Regions from separate parts of the Mus musculus genome. Here region 1 is linked to region 2. The links are chromatin loops, found by intact Hi-C in ENCODE. Cell type or tissue: gastrocnemius. All regions are shown on one strand.

Region 1 (8,000 bases), 85 kb after region 2:
AACCCGAGTTTGATGATGAGCCCAAATTTATGTCGAAAGTCATAGCCGGTGCAAGCAAAAACCAGGAGGAAGAGAAGTCAGGCAAGTGGGAGAGCCTGCACACAGGGAAGGAAAAGCAGAGGAAGGCAGAGGAAATGGAGGATGAGCCTTTCACAGAGAGATCCCGAAAGGAGGAGCGTGGAGGGTCCAAGAGGAGTGAAAGTGGGCACAGGGGCTTTGTGCCAGAAAAGAATTTCCGGGTGACTGCGTACAAGGCGGTCCAGGAGAAAAGTTCATCGCCGCCCCCAAGGAAGACCTCTGAGAGCCGTGACAAGCTGGGAAGCAAAGGAGACTTTTCCTCAGGGAAGTCTTCCTTTTCCATTACCCGGGAGGCCCAAGTCAATGTCCGGATGGACTCCTTCGATGAGGACCTTGCACGGTGAGGAGCGCTCCTTGTTGACCCTCAGGGCTCTCAGGCCTAAATAGTTTCCTTACCCAGCCTTCCTGAGGATGGAAGTGTTGCTTTGCTGCCACCGTCGGTGCCAGTACCTTTATGTCTGTCCCTGGAGTGCAGATGATTATGGCTTACAGTGATGGTGGCCCCTGAGCATTGTTGGCCTAAAGAATCTTTCAGCCCTTGCTGGCTGCCTCTCTTTGTGTCTGGGAACTTGGAGCGGCCATTCTGGTCTGTTTTCCCTCCAAGCCGACTCCACCCACATTGTTTTACCTATGAAGACACTTGAGAACCGTGTCTCCATTGACGTGGGTCACCAGAATCCGATTATTTTTGCCACCATTAAATAGCAGAAAACTTCAAATTGATGGACTCGGCCTCTTCCGTTCTTCCTCTAACTTCAGGAAAGTATGGTGGAGCCCAGACTGGCTGCTTTTTGACATAGTCTAATCTACCCAGTCAGTTGGAACTCTGCCTGAATGGTGTCCTAGCCACATGTTCCACTCTTGCCCTTTCTGCTTAAGAAGCAAGGAGGGGGCAGACATGCCACAGCATGCACATGAAGGTCAGAGGACATCTTGTGGGAATGAGTTTTTTCTTTTTGCCATATGGGCTCTGGCTTGGTGGCCATTGCCTATACCCACTGAACTATCTCACCAGCCCACTGTTTGCTGCTTTTTGTTGCCTCATTGAATGACCTTCCTAGGCAAGTTAGTTGATCTTTTACAGTATCTTTTTTGTGTGTTAAAACAACTACAGTCACCAAGGTTTAACACTTCCCCACTTGAAGATTCTCAGTGAATTTTGGACCAACCTTTCCTTAGTTGTAATGTGATAGAGAACAAAAGGAACATTTGTGGGCTTAAAACTCCTTGGAAATGCCAGGCAGTTGGTGCTGCACACCTTTAATCCCAGCACTCAGGAGGAAGAGGCAGGTGGATCTTTGAGTCTGAGGCCACCTTGATCTACAGAGCTAGTTCCAGGACAGTCAAGGCTACACAGAAACCCTCTCTCAAAAAACAAAGGAAAAAAAAACAAACAAACCTTGGAACTGTCTCAGAAAGAAAAAAAGGAAGGAGGGGCTGGCAAGATGGCTAACCCTGGTGATCTGGAAGGACAGAAATGACTCCTACAAGTTGTCTTCTGACTTTTACTTGTGTATTCCACACATTTTCATCCTCCCCTCCCTGGCACAAAATAAGAGGAAGCTATGGTTCAGTGTTGGAAGACTCAGATACTTAGTATATACCAGGCCCTGGCTTTGATGCCCAGCATTCTACACCCTCACCCGAGCCTGTAAAGGCTGACCCATTCATGCAGTCCCAGCACTCAGGAGGCTGAGGCAGAACAAATCACAAGTTCACAGCCAGCCTTGATTTACATTGGGGGAAAAAGCTATCTTGAAAGTTAGAACTTCTATTTTTATGGTTAAAGAATTCTGACTTTCTGTATCTCTTGTTACACTGAATCTCCATGTATTTGTTTTTCAGACCTAGTGGTTTATTGGCTCAGGAGCGAAAGCTCTGTCGGGATCTAGTCCATAGCAACAAAAAGGAGCAGGAGTTCCGTTCCATTTTCCAGCACATACAGTCGGCTCAGTCTCAGCGTAGCCCCTCAGAACTGTTTGCTCAGCACATAGTGACCATTGTTCATCATGTTAAAGGTGAGTTGACGTCTGCCTGTTTGTCTTTCTAAAACAGGATGGCTAGGGAATGATGAAACCTCTAGGACCGTTAAAGCTACAGGCTAGGTAAAGGAACAGACTTCTGTAAGAAATTTCCATGTTTTAATAGAGATGAGTGTTTTGAAATGCTAGCAATCTGTAATCATGATAACAAAATTCTCAACACAAAGTATGGAGAGTAACTTTTTAAAGGTTTGTTTTATACTTTTTTATATGTATGTGTCTGGAATGGGAGGTTCCCGTGGAGGCCAGAAGAAGGTGAGCGTTACATTAGGTTTTGAGCTATCTGAGAAGGGTGCTGGAAAGCAAGCGTGTGTCCTCTGGGAGGACTGTAACCTTTCTTTCCCAAGTTCTATTGTTCCCCTGAGAAAATGGAGGTGGGCAGGTTTAGAAATTGCCAAGAGCAATGATTCAGAAAGCTGAACTTGGCTGGTTACAGGCTCAGTCTAGAGTGAAAGTCAAGTAATAATTGGTCCTATACCCCAAACCGAGGTGAGCACCAGGGTCTTTGTCCTGGTATCATGTTCCTAAGATACGGGAGCAAACTAGAAACCCAGCATTGGATTGTTTCTGAACCAGCCACTTTTCTTTCTTTTTCAGTGTATTACTTGGGTTTGAATACTTGTTGTATCTGTGTGGCTACAGGTTCTTGGGAGAGTTGAACCTTGTACCTGCCTTTGGTAGTCTATTAATGCATTTCTTTGATTCTTAACAGAGCATCACTTTGGATCCTCTGGAATGACATTGCATGAACGCTTTACTAAATACCTAAAGAGAGGAAATGAACAAGAAGCAGCTAAAAATAAGAAAAGCCCAGAGATACACAGGTGGGGTCCTCAGCCTGTGATAAAACTCTTGTCATCTGATACTAAACTCGCCTTGATGAGTTCTCTAACGCACTTTGGATCCTAAATTTAGGCTAATATTCTCTAGGGTTCTTGAATATCTTGGACATTTGTATTTGAGGGTGAAAAGGATGCTTTGAAGGCTGTACTCTTATCACATTGGGCCCAGTAAACCTGAAGTTCCTGTAGTAAGAATAAATACTGACTTTTTTTTTTTTTTTTTGGTTTTTCGAGACAGGGTTTCTCTGTGTAGCCCTGGCTGTCCTGGAATTCACTTTGTAGTCCAGGCTGCCTCGAACTCAGAAATCCGCCTGCCTCTGCCTCCCAAGTGATGGGATTAAAGGCATGTGCTACCACTGCCCGGCCAAATACGGACTTCTTTAAGCAACCTTACATATTTCATATATTTTACTTAGGAGGATTTGCTGGAGAAGATGGTTGAGGGAGAAGCTTAAAATTGACTTATCTCGAGGTTTAAGTAAGGTCCAGCAGGTTTAAAACTTGTAATTAATGGGCTGGAGAGATGGCTCAGCAGTTAAGAGCACTGCTCTTCCAGAGGTCCTAAGTTCAATTCCCGGCAACTATATGGTGGCTCACAGCCATCTATAATGGGATCTGATGCTGTCTTCTGGTGTGTCTGAAGACAGCTACAGTGTATGCATTCCTATACATAAAATAAGTCTTTTTTTTAAAAACTGGTAATTAGGGAATTTGTTAGGCACGTGGAGATTTTGGAAGGAAACAAAGTTGATCATACCTGTAAGTCCTTAGTAGTCAATCAGCTTAGTACTGGGGAAGACCAAGTTTGTAAAGACATCCTTAGGTACAGCATCTGGTGAGGTCTGTCAGCTTAGGGCAGTTTCTTACCTAGAACCAGTCTTACAGAGAAATAATGGAAATAATCAGATTCTCAAGAAGGGAATTGCTCTTTGAGTTTAGCAGAACATAAATATGTAGTCAGGGCAGTAGATGTGATTATAAGCAAATCTAAGATTGAATCTATCTTGCAAGCTAGTAGCACTATTGGGAAGGAACTGAGGCTGGCCATAGCAATACACATTTTTAATCCCAGCACTGGGAGGCAGAGGTAGGCAGATCTCTGATCAGCCTGGTCTACATAGCGAGTTACAAGAGAGCTGTGTATGACTTCATAGATTGTTTCAAAAACAAAACAAGAATGGTGTGCTGGGGATCATAGCTTAGCAGTGGAGTGCTTGCCTGGTCTGTGCAAAGCTCTGAGGTTAGTATTCTCCCACCCCACCCCTAAATAAAATAACGGAACTTGGCTCAGCCAGTAAAACTGCATGTTGCCAATTTATTTGCATAAGTTATCCTCTGACCCCCTCACTTGCTGTGAATTGTGCAATAAAGATGAGCATGTGAATGCACAGGCACACACAAATACAAATAAACGAAGACTTTTTTGTTTGTTTTTCGAAACAATTTCTCTGTATATCCCTGGTTATCTTGGAAATCCCTCTGTAGATCAGGGTGACTTGGAACTCCGAGATTATCTGCCTTTTAAATTACTTATTTTGTGTGGGGTAAAGGGCGTGTTTTCATTACAGGTCTAATTCAGGGATAAAGTGCATGCTAGGCTACACACTTAATCTTAACACCAGAAAAGGGGGGGGGACGGAGAGAGAGAGTTAATGAGAATATATACATAGTAACAGATAAGCTATAAAAGCACTTGTGTCTATCTATGACTCCTTTACCTACCTTAGGATCTACCTTGTTAACCAGTATTCTGTAGAATTGTATACAATTTCTTTATTTTTAATTTTAGGAGGATAGACATTTCCCCCAGTACATTCAGAAAGCATGGTTTGACTCATGAGGAATTGAAAAGTCCACGGGAACCTGGCTACAAGGTGAACTGTTGCTTTGATCAGTAATTTCAACAAAATGAGTGCGTTGGGCATGAACTTGACAGAAATGTGTTTGTTTAAATTACTCTCTACTTAAGTTTGTGTTTTTCTTTTAAGGATGGGCATAATTCTAAAAATGAACTACAAAGGGTTAATTTTTATTAAAATGTATCAACAACCTTTGTGAAGTGGTTAGAATATGGTAAATGACCCCAGAGTCTATTGAGGTGAGCTTGAGAAAAAAAAGAGAGGCGTTTTGGAACAAGTGCCCATGATGAGAGAAGAAACTTTTTGTGATATTTTTCTGCTTGTAAGTATTATCAAATCAACTGTCTACATGCACTATTTCCAACCATGATTTCAGAAAGACATGCATGTCAGAGCAGAGTGAAATATTCATATCTTAACTCAGTAGACTGTGTTGAACAGCTGGTGCGCTTTTTTTTGTTTTTTCCTAACATTGTACCATATCATCTGTCGGTTACTGTTACTTTAAAATGGCCTGGCTATATTTGCAATGATGTGCACATAACACTGTTATTAAGAGGTTTAAACTCATGCAGTCTCTTACTGTAAAATAAATAGATGGAGTTTTTAAGATCTTAATATTTATTGACCATCATTCATATATACAGTTGAAATTTGGAATGAAAGATGGCTGTTCTGTGCTGCTGAAACCTTTTTTTTTTTTAATGCTATTTTAAAAATTTCCAAACAAATTTGTCTTTTTGGTTGAAAGTGTCGAGAGACACCTTGTGCAATCTCTGGTCTTCTACCCCTTTCCCCTGTCTCCACATGCCTGGCCCTAGTGAAGCAGCAGAAGTCTGTGCTCCATGCCTCCAACAGCCAGTTTCTCAGTGATGCTGTCTAGTGGCCCAAGGAGCGATGGCTGCATTTGTTCTTTGTTGTCATTTGTCTATTTATTGGCTTAGACCCTCTCAGAAACGGATTGATAATAAACCTTCCTATCAGTCTTGCTATTAATGTCAATATTATTGCATTGAGAAGTCTATGGTTCATGTATGTAAGATGTTAATACAGAGCAGACAACTTCCAGTTAGGGAGGGCTTGTTTCCATTAGATCAGTCCCAGTGCGTGCTGTCTCTAAGGCCGTCTTAGGCATCTGCCCTCATGAATTTCCCCAGGTGTTACTAAAGGCCATTGCAGAGTTGATCTGGCCAATGATGCTTTTCTTTTCTTATTCTTAAAATACCTTAAGGTAGTTCCACACAGGAATGGGTAGCTGCTTTAGGTAGAGAGAAGTAAGCATTTCCTATATATAAACTTAATAAAAACACCTTCCAGAGCTGATTTTGGACATCTTGGCATGAACACCTAGCCAGTCATTACTGGGACACGGGAAACAAAGTAAAATTCATATACAGCATTTTCAAGAGATAGCACCTTGATTGTTCTTTTGGAAAATGAAACAAAACAACAACAACAAACCAAGGCTGAGGGGCGGCTCTTAGACCCCCAGGGCTCCTTTAGTAGAGACCACAGTGAGAATGAGTGAGTCAGCAGTTCTGGATCCCAAAACCGTAATTTTGACATCTTTTTGGCAGGCTGAGGGAAAATACAAAGATGATCCTGTTGATCTTCGCCTTGATATTGAACGTCGTAAAAAACATAAGGAGAGAGATCTTAAGCGAGGTAAATCAAGAGAGTCAGTGGATTCCAGAGACTCTAGCCACTCAAGAGAAAGATCAACTGAAAAGACAGAGAAAACCCACAAAGGATCAAAGAAGCAGAAGTACGTGATGCCCGGGCTTGTTACCCTAGATTCTGGAGTAAAGTCTCTCCACAGCACACTGGGTGGCTGTAGGTCTGAACACAAAACCCTGGCTGGCTTAGAAGTTACTGTGTAGAACAGACTGCTCACACTGCCCCTCCTCTGTATTGAGATTACAGAGAGAGCACATGTTCCTTTGGGCTCTTGTACACTGGTTAGGAATTCAAGTATTTGCAGCCTTGTCTTAAATACCATGTAATAAAGAGAAGATCTCTAACTTACAAATAGAATTTCTATATCTAGGTAATGTTATCTTTGTCCAAAGAAAGGTTTGTGCAAGAAATTAATGCTGGTAAGGATGGTATGGAGATTCATTGGAAAGGTTAGTTGATGGATGTGGTCTTTCTCATTGAACATTTTCTCAATGTACTTACAGTTTAGAAAGTCATTGTTGTTGAATAAAAATACTAACCAGCTAGAACTAGATAGGAGAGAATTGTTGGTGTTAAATGTCTTTTAAACTAGTTTCACAGACAGTTCAAAAGAAGTGTTCCAAATATTTTTTTCTTTTTTTGTTTTGGGTTTTGGTTTTTCAAGACAGGGTTTCTCTGTATAGCCCTGGCTGTCCTGGAACTCACTCTGTAGACCAGGCTGGCCTCGAACTCAGAAATCCACCTGCCTCTGCCTCCCAAGTACTGGGATTAAAGGCATGCGCCACCACTGCCCAGCCCAAATATTTCTTAAAGTAGTCATTGTTGAATTATGTAGGACAACATAGCATGTCAGTGCCATGGAATTTCTGTTTACCTTTTTTTGATGGTGCTAGAGAGTGAGCCCTGCGCCCTCCACATACTCTGGCAAGTATATTCCAGCTGAACTACATAGCATCCACCTTCAGTGCACCGTTGAAGGTTCTACAGTGTTGGTCACCTTTCATTCAGTGGAGCAGAGTCGTAGCCTTTACCTTCTCAAAAAGCTGCATCTCTGCTGTTCTGAACTTGAACTGGCAGGCTTTTCTCACAGGTGTCTCAGGCTGGCTTCATTCTCTGTTTAGCAGCTAAGAGTGGCTTAAACGCCTGATCCTTATTTACCTCCCAAGGGTGGGTTGATAACTGTGCACTGCATTGTTACTGCTGAAGAGGGGGGATTCCCACAGGAACCTTAGGAGTGAGTGTAAAAAGGTAATTCTGCTGGTTCTTTCTGAAATACGCCTACCCCTGAGTTGCAGTGTAACTTTTAATAAGTTGCTTGAGCAGGTTTCTATAGGGCAGTGCCAGCCCTACCAAAGAACGGTAACGGGGCTACCAAATCACTCTAAGGTGTCAGAAGAACCAAGCTCGCAGAAGTAGACACCTCAAGATATTCTGTAGTCTTTCTTAATTTTGGGGGAGTGGGTGGGTTTTAAGACAGGGTTTTTCTATGTAGCCCTGGCTGC
Region 2 (8,000 bases):
AGTTACCTCCCAAACCTGATGTGAGCCCCACACCCCACGTCCCCAACACTCTGTGTGTTAAAAATAGTTTCAAGTAGTAGCTTCAAGTAGCCTACGCTGGCCTCCATCTTATCTCGGGCTAAGGACAACCCTGAATTCCTGACCCTTTTTCTCTACCATCCGAGGGCTGGGATTACAGGCATGCATGAGCAAGCTTAGTTTACGTGGTGCTGGGAATTCAACTCAGGGCCTTGTGCATGCTAAGCAGACACTCTACCAACTGGAGCTACAGTTCCGCTCCCAGATGTTCAGTTTGAAACTCCAAAGCAAAGGCACAGCATGGGCAGTTCTGCAAAAGAATACACTAAAAACAAACAAACAAACAAACAAAAAACACTTGACAAGAAAGCCTCTTTCCTTGGGATTCGGAGAAAATTGATATCCACCTGACTCTCCAGACCCAGTCCAGCCCAGCCCAGCCTTTTGGGATTATATCCTGTCCCACTACTCCCAGGTTAGGGAAGGAACCACAGTTATCCTCTCAACCATTACAGGGGCCACTGAATACTTAGGCCGGCTCACTCCTTAATGTTAGATGGCAAGTCCCCTTCTGACAAGACCACTGTCTAAGTCTCACAATGCCTAAAGCATAGTGAAAAGCTGAAATATTCACTGTAGAAATGGAGGGGCATGGGTTTAAATCCTAACTCTTCCGAAGTGTAAATCTGGATGTCCCATAAACTTCACTGAGCTGTAAAACGCCATAACATTATCCACCTAGAAGAGGTTACCTTGTGATAATGACATAATGGAAGCAATAGCCTAGCACCAAACGCACAGTAAGAGATCAGTAAATGGTTGGTACTGTTATTGATTACCGTCGCTGTTGTTGGTTTAGCACTCGACCCCGAGAGACCTGGGTGTAGCGGGCGGAGGGGCAACTCAGGGGTCCCCCCAAGCTGCCCCAGCGCCGGACGCCTAGGGAATGACCCACACTGGGACTTCCCCATCCCACAGCTCACAGCAGGACTCATTTGACAATCACTTGGAGCGCCAGCACCAGGCCCCTTCCCAGGAAGCTTCGATTCCGCCCGGCCCGCCGGGTCACGCGCTCAGTTACCATTTTCTTGCTCTCCGTGCCACGGTTCGCCTGCCTCGACATGGTGCCCACCGTTCAGTGCCGCCTCACCTCACCTCCTCACAACCCAGATCCCAGACCCCGGGAGTCGCCGATTCAACCCAGCCGCGGCCCCTCAGCGTCTAGGACTGACCGGCCCCTCCTCACTGCGCCTGCGCGGTGTGGCGCAGAGGACCCCGGGACTTGTGGTTCGGCTGACCAAAGTCAGACTACAGCATCCGGCAGTTCTACCCGGAAGTCCCACCCGTGATTCAGCTCGAGCTGCAGCTCCGGAATGCTACCAGCGCCCGGGTGGCTGCACCATTATGGCCGCTAGGTGGCATCCGCACCTTGTGGTAGTCCTACATTGTCCACAGAGTGTCCTTATTTTCCTCCCCCACGACTGGCACTGTGATGTTCTGCAAATTCTTCTCTCTCCCAGACTGGTCTTGGAAAGTCCCTATTTCGAACTGTTTTCTGTTGCTGCAGATCAGCTCCAGAAGCGCCCAGGATGTCCTGAAAAACTAGCGATGGCTCACACAGAGGTCTAAAGTTCATTATAAAAAGTTTGCATGACCACATATTCTATGTCAGGATAGTTAACGGCTTTCTCTTTCAACTGCCATCTGTTCCCAAACCCCAAACACAGCCAAGCCCTGCATCCTTACACTTGTGGCCTTTTTAACAAATCCAAATCACTTACCGTCCCTTCTCTAGAACAGCTACCCTGCCTAGTTCCCAGAAAAACCAAGATGCCGGCTGTGGTGGCACTCAGTGCCGAGTTCTAATCCCAGGCTTGCCATCTGAGGCCAGATGCTGAAGTTCTTTCAGTTGCTGTAAATATTAATGAGACATGAGCACAGATCGTGGGCACAGAAAAGGCACAGAGGAAATGTGATTCCCTTCGAGCTACACTATCAAGACAGTCCAACAGATCCAAACACAGCCCAACAATCGTTGAGGAATGTGCTAGCTGACCAAACCCTTCTTACCCTTCACAGAGGCAAAGCCCTGTCATCACTGACCACAGCCCTTTGGATTTGGCTCCGGCCGTCTCTCCTTAGTGGTCAGCCCTGTGGGCACTGTGCTTGGAATTCAGGTCTCCTCGCTTCAGCCTGCTTGTCTGTCTCTGCAGCAACTATATACTGTTGTGTACCACCCGGCCTTCACCATGACAACTGCTCTGTCCAGATACTGAGCCAGCTAGGCTAGGAGAAGGCTGGAGGGGGGCAAGGGTTTCTCCCAGTCTTTCCCTGAGGTTATAGGACCAATCATTATTATAGCCTTCTCCCTGTAGTACAGACATTCCGGGGCCTCCCTAGAGGCAGAGATCCCTGACTCTCCATCCTGTGGCACGACCTCAGGAGGCTGCATGAGGGTCTCTAGAAGGGAGCAGAAGAAGAAGACAGAAGTCTGTAGCCTTGGGAGAGTAGCAGTGAGGCTAGTCCAGAGCCTCCTTCATTCCCAGGAGAGGGGACAGCTGAGGTGAAAACAGCAGTTGGCCAGCCTGTCAGTCGGTCTGGGCTCCTCCCTGCCGGCTGCCTTGGCTGCCCACAGAAACCTGAGTCACAGTCACAGGCAGCCGCCTGACCCCACCCAGCCTGCTGTCAGGCAGGGCGGTTCTGGACAGACTGGAGGTGGAGCCTCTCCTTGACTTCTCACGGACTCATTATCCCCCCTCTCTGCCTCTGATTCCCGAACTTGGCCCTGCCTTTTCTTTGGGACAGTTCTCCGAGTCATCAGTTTTGAATTAAGGGTGGGGGCGGGGCACATGTATTGATCTGTAAGGTCTCATCCTTGCTCAGACTGCAACCTGAAAACTCCTTGGGGTGGCTGTCAGGGATCAGGAGTAGAGCGCATGCTTTGTATGGGCAAGGCCCTGGGTCTCATCTCCAGCACAAACAAGACAGAACTCCCTACACAGCAGGCCCCAAGTTCTTGGACTTCTCCCTTCAATTTTGAATTCCAGCCCCTCCCTCTCCCTCTCTACCACCTGTAGGGAGTAAGACTTTTAGGAAACCAGATATCCCTCCCGACCCTCATCTCCTGTTCCCTAGAAAAGAAGGCAGTAAGAGTGGAACGTAAGAAATTCAAGGTCATTCTCAGTCAAACAGCGTGTACAAGTCCAGCCTGGGCTACAAGAAGCCCGGTCTCAAAAAAAAAAAAAAAAAAAAAAAGAGAAAGGAAGGAAGGAAGGAAGGAAGAAGGAAAAAAAAAAGGAAATTGGAGAAGAGACCCCAGGACCAGTTGTTTCTCATCCCTAGTAGGAGCTTGAAAAAAGACTTCCTCTAAGACACCCAAAGGCTTGACCTCTGTAGTACAGATTTTTAGTTCCTCCTGCCTAGGAACTTCTGCTCTTCCCTTCCTCCTCAAGAGCTGTAAGGAGAGAAAGAGGCAGCTGGTCACTACTACCCTGAAGGACTTTTCCCAGTCCCAGTCTCAAGCCGCGGGCCCTAGAGGCTAAGAGGCAGTCTAAGTCACAGCCCCTCCTCTTCTTTGTGCTGTGCGGTGGGGGTGGAGCGGGAGTGAGAATCTGGTGGCTGCACTTTCCGCTGCCCCCCAAAAGGCTCCTCCCACTTCCTACTTTGTGGGGGTGGAGGCAGCATCCCAGGCCCTAGTCCTGAGATTTGTATCTGAGTTAAATCTCCTAACCGTTTTCTTCAGTACTGGGTGGGTTCATCCTGGGCTCTGCCCCATCAAAACTAGGCGATTGGGAGCGTTTTGGCTCCTGCCTTCCTTCTAGGACGATTTGCAAGGGGACATCATCCTGATCTTCAGTCAGGGAATTTCCCCAACCCCAGCCCAGCCTGGTGGAGAAACTAACGATTCACTCGCTCTTGTCTATTTCCGTGGAGGGGGAGGAGACTGCCCCGGGCAGCTGAGGCCGACAAAGTTCCCTGCCTCGAGCTGAATGGGCAGGATATCCTCTTGGGGTTTCAGCCCAGATGTTACACATACCCATGATTGCACTTTCTTTGAGAAGGCATGTGGAGCCCCCTCATACCCTTAAACATAAAGGCACCAGTCTTTTCTAAATAAATAAATAGCAAACAAATAAATAAATCTGTTAATCATCAGTTGCTGGGCTGGAGCTCCTGGTCAGTTACAGGGAGAAAAGAGAAGTGTCTATTCTGCCTGCCTACTCCAAACGCATTATAGGGCTGTAGCACTGCCCTGGCTCCCCAAAAGGCATTCTCCCAGGCTCCATATAGGCCCTTCAGCTGTGCCAGAATGCTCTAGCTGTTGCTGGCCAGGAAACCTGCCCCTCCCATTGGCTACCTCTCAGATACCCAGCTGCTCTGCAGTACTAAAGGCTGAGGCCAGGGTTCCTCAACTTTGGTACCTCAGGCATTCTGTGTCCGTGAATTTTCTGTTGTGACAGGGTTGTAGGATTTTTTAAAGCCATATTCTTGTCTCACATTCACTGGATGCCAATAGCACCCTCGGTTGTAACAAAAAAAGTGTCCTTAAACACTGACCAAAATGCCCTCCAGAGTGCCTGTGTAAATGCAAACATGCCTTTGGTGGAGGACTGAAGATGCAGCCAACCACCACACACCTGAGCTACCCCTGCCCAGTTCAGAGAACTCCCCAAAGCCAGTCCTAGATGATCAGACACAAGTGCAGATTTCCAGTTTTCATATCTTTCCCAGGTTGGAATCTCTTGCTCTTAGGCTCCTTTAAATCCACTGTCCCTCTTTATTCCTGAACTCTCCCCACTGTGGGAATCTCACCACTCCCATTTTTTTATCCCAGGACTGGGAGGTAGGAGGAAAACCAGCCCAAGCAGCTGGTCCCTTGTTGGGTTCTCTGCAGGGCTCAGTACGAGCCTATGCCCAGCTCTGGACAATGTAAACCTTAGACCTCTGGATTCACAAGAGACAGCCATGGACTCTAGTATCCATGTGATCACCTCATCCTGCAGATGGGATGACTAACAGCAAATATGGAATGTCATCTTCATCCTCTTTTATATCTGAGTTCCCATCATCGTCATCATCATATGTACTCAGCACTTCCTATATACCAGGCCCTATGCTAAGTACTTCATTTCCATTGTCTTACTTAATCTTTACAATGACCCTCAAAATACTTCATGGCACCATTTAATTTAATTTTTTTATTTATTGTGAAGCATATCTCATACATCCCAATTGCCCTCAAAATTGCCCCATAACCAGGGGTTTTTATTTATTATTATAAATACTATTTAAATATTATAATACTATTTAAAGGGAGTTTTATTATATTCCTTACTTTTAAAAATTGGTGGCATGTGCCTTTAATTCTAGCACCAGGGAGAAAGAAGGTGGATCTCTGTGAATTGGAGGCCATTCTGGTACACTGGGTGAGTTACAGGCCAGCCAGGGCTACACAGTGAGTCCCAATCTAAATATATTTTTTCTTTTGTTTGTTTATTTATTTATTTATTTATGTGTGTGTGTGTGTGTGTGTGTGTGTGTTTGTGTGTTGGTTTCTCTGTGTAGCCCTGGCTGTCTTGGAACTCAATCCGCAGACCAGATTAGCCTTGAACTCAGAAACCTGCCTCCCGGGATGAAGTACATTCTTAATTCTACATAGGAGTGCAGAGATCAGAGAGCAACTTGCAGAAATTCGTTCTCTTCTACCATGTGGGTCCCAGGAATCCAACTCAGATCATCAGGTTTGGCTGAAAGCACCTTTACCCACCAAGCTGTTTTTCCCCCTGAAGCCTGTCTTGAAAGTCTGATCCTCCAGCCTCCACCTTCCAAGTGCCGAGATTGCCGGCCTGTGCCATCACGCCTGTGCCATCACGCCTGCTTGATGTAGTGCTGGAAATCCGAGCCCAGGGCTTAGTGCACGCTAGGCAGCCACTGTGGGCTGCACTGCACCCCCACATCACTACTGCTGTTTATCAACTTTAGAGTTTCAGGAGACGTGTCACTCTCGTTGCTGGCCTTTAGCACCATCCTTTTCTAAAGTCACTCAGCCTCCACCTCGGGCGAATCTTCCCTCCCCCCTCCCCCCAGGGTTCAAAGCGCCAGTTACTTACTACTGGGATAGAAACTGCTGCTAGGTTGCCTGAAACTTCTCCCTTTCCCTGAATCGTACTCCCTGCCCTCTCCCTTGGAATGACTGTTCTGTGGAGGTGCTCTAAGGAAGGAGGGTCCAGTGGTTAGGAAGGGGAAGGAGAGACAGGGAGACAGTGCCTCCCTGGCCCTAATCTGTGGACAACTAGAGAAATGACCTCCAGGTCAGGACAAAGAGCAGGGCTAGGATAGGCAGAGCCCAGCGGCCCCTCCTTCCTCCCTCCAGTCTGGTCCTCTCTGCACCAGTACCTCTACTATCGATCCACCTTCCCAGCAAGCTCCCTGCACCCTGTCCGAAGCCAAGCCCGACTTGGCTCGAAGCCCTCACCTCAGCGGGCGGGCATTGAAACAGGAGATAGGAGAGCCCACTCCAGAGCCCCGAGTATTTTCGGGGAGGAGGGTGAAGTGAGGCTTACTACTCTTTATCGCGACGAGCCGTAGGAAAGAAAAATCCTTCTGGAGAGATGTGGGGGCGGGGGATGGGGGTCTTCTGATGAAGGTAGGGGAGGCTCTAGGCTAGGACCACCCAGTTTGGATCAGGGAGGGCCCCAGCAGATTAGAGACCTGAGTAAAGCGCCTTACAGGGTTGTAATTACTCCCAGAGAAACAGAGAAGACACCAACCCTAGGGTGCAAGAGGAAAAGCGCCTTCGCAGCCATCACCAGAAAAGAGAAAGGATAGCCCTTTTAGGAGTCTCCATGAGACCGTTCTTCAGGCGTTGCAACGCCCCCCCCCCAATAAAGATTTTTGTCTGAGGCAGGCTTGGGAGAGAATTTAGACTGCACGCTAGAGCCTCCAGCATCCAGAGAGAGAATAGGGGATCCTAACCCAGCACCCCACTCCCCTAGTCCCAGCGGCCGGTGAGTCACCCGAGAGCTCCCTACATAGTCTTCAGGCGCGCGGCACGTACCAACGCGCGGCCGCAGGGGGAGTCAGTGTGGCCAGCAGCGTGCCCCCAGCTCGGCGTCCGCCCTGCGGCGACCACAGAAGGAGCATCGTGAAGTTCCGGGAGCTGCATCGCAGGGCGGTGTCGGAGCCCTCTGGTTGTGCCCGTGGTGGCTCCGTACTCCATCACTGCGGGGGCGGTCATCCCCCGCGCACTTGGTACATTCGGAGAGGCCAGGCCCAGCCCGGGCGGTACAATAGGGTTGGGCCGCGACCAGGACTGGGCCGGCGCGGGGCAAAGGAGCAGAATCGCGGTCGCGGAGGACCGACCTCGGGTAGCTGGCTACTCAGAGCTTCGTTAGCCACCGGCCTCTACCTCTCCCACTCGGAACGCCGCCGCCTCTGGGTCTTTGCCCGCTGGGCGGGCCGGGCGGGATGCGCCGCGGGACCCTGGTCCTGGCCTCCGGCCGTCGCCGCCGTCGCGGCTGAGACCCTCCCCCAAAACCTCCAGTGACGCCGCAGCCATGGAGAGTGGCCCGCGTGTGGAGCCCGGCCCGGGCGCACCCGCAGGTAAGCCGGGAGCCACACAAGAGCGAGCCCGGAGGGGGACCGAGTAGCCGCAGGGCGGCCGAGGATGAGGCTGGCGGCTGGGCGGGGACCCCTCCCCCCCGCGCCCTCTGACCACTTAGAAGTTTAAAAATAAAGGCTGTGGCCGCTGCCGAGGCTCCGGGCCACGGACGCATCTTCTGACAGCTGCCTCCTCCCCCCAACCTCCGCGCCGGGAAGCACGGGGCATCGGGATCCGTGGGAACCCGGCTAGGGATTCGATGGGGTGACCCTTCTGCCGCAGCCTGGTGCTATCCTCTCGTCCCCACCCCCACTCTCCTTCGAGATCCACCCCAGACTCTGAAGATCCTCTTTTACTGAGCTGGAGCTACTGTCTTCTCCAT

The links. A loop is a pair of places that touch in the nucleus more often than their neighbours do. Peaks named below come from ENCODE experiments on the same cell type or tissue, not always from the same donor. Only the 100,000 strongest peaks of a DNase experiment are listed, where the experiment ranks them.
Region 1: a loop joins it to region 2, with 2.9 times the contacts of the local background. A loop is called at or near these places in 17 of 42 quality-filtered maps.

What each region holds. Positions count from the first base shown.
Region 1 is chr4:126,170,280-126,178,279 of GRCm38, reverse strand. Thrap3 (thyroid hormone receptor associated protein 3) reads left to right here. Exons shown (of 12, transcript NM_001356455.1): 5 at 1-418; 6 at 1,924-2,096; 7 at 2,833-2,944; 8 at 4,752-4,836; 9 at 6,399-6,586. Among named protein-coding and RNA genes, the nearest start is that of Sh3d21, 11 kb to the right of the region's middle. In gastrocnemius, no CTCF peak of the experiment used is centred here; no DNase peak of the experiment used is centred here.
Region 2 is chr4:126,255,637-126,263,636 of GRCm38, reverse strand. Map7d1 (MAP7 domain containing 1) reads left to right here and starts at 7,318. Exons shown (of 18, transcript NM_001347198.1): 1 at 7,318-7,620. The coding sequence starts at 7,575. It overlaps Trappc3 (trafficking protein particle complex 3), which reads right to left and starts at 1,232. Exons shown (of 5, transcript NM_013718.2): 1 at 1,100-1,232. The coding sequence starts at 1,141. In gastrocnemius, CTCF peaks have their summits at 3,622, 3,833 and 4,434; DNase peaks (open chromatin) are centred at 6,486, 7,114, 7,266, 7,818 and 5 more places; H3K4me3 peaks cover 7,101 bases; H3K27ac peaks cover 7,616 bases.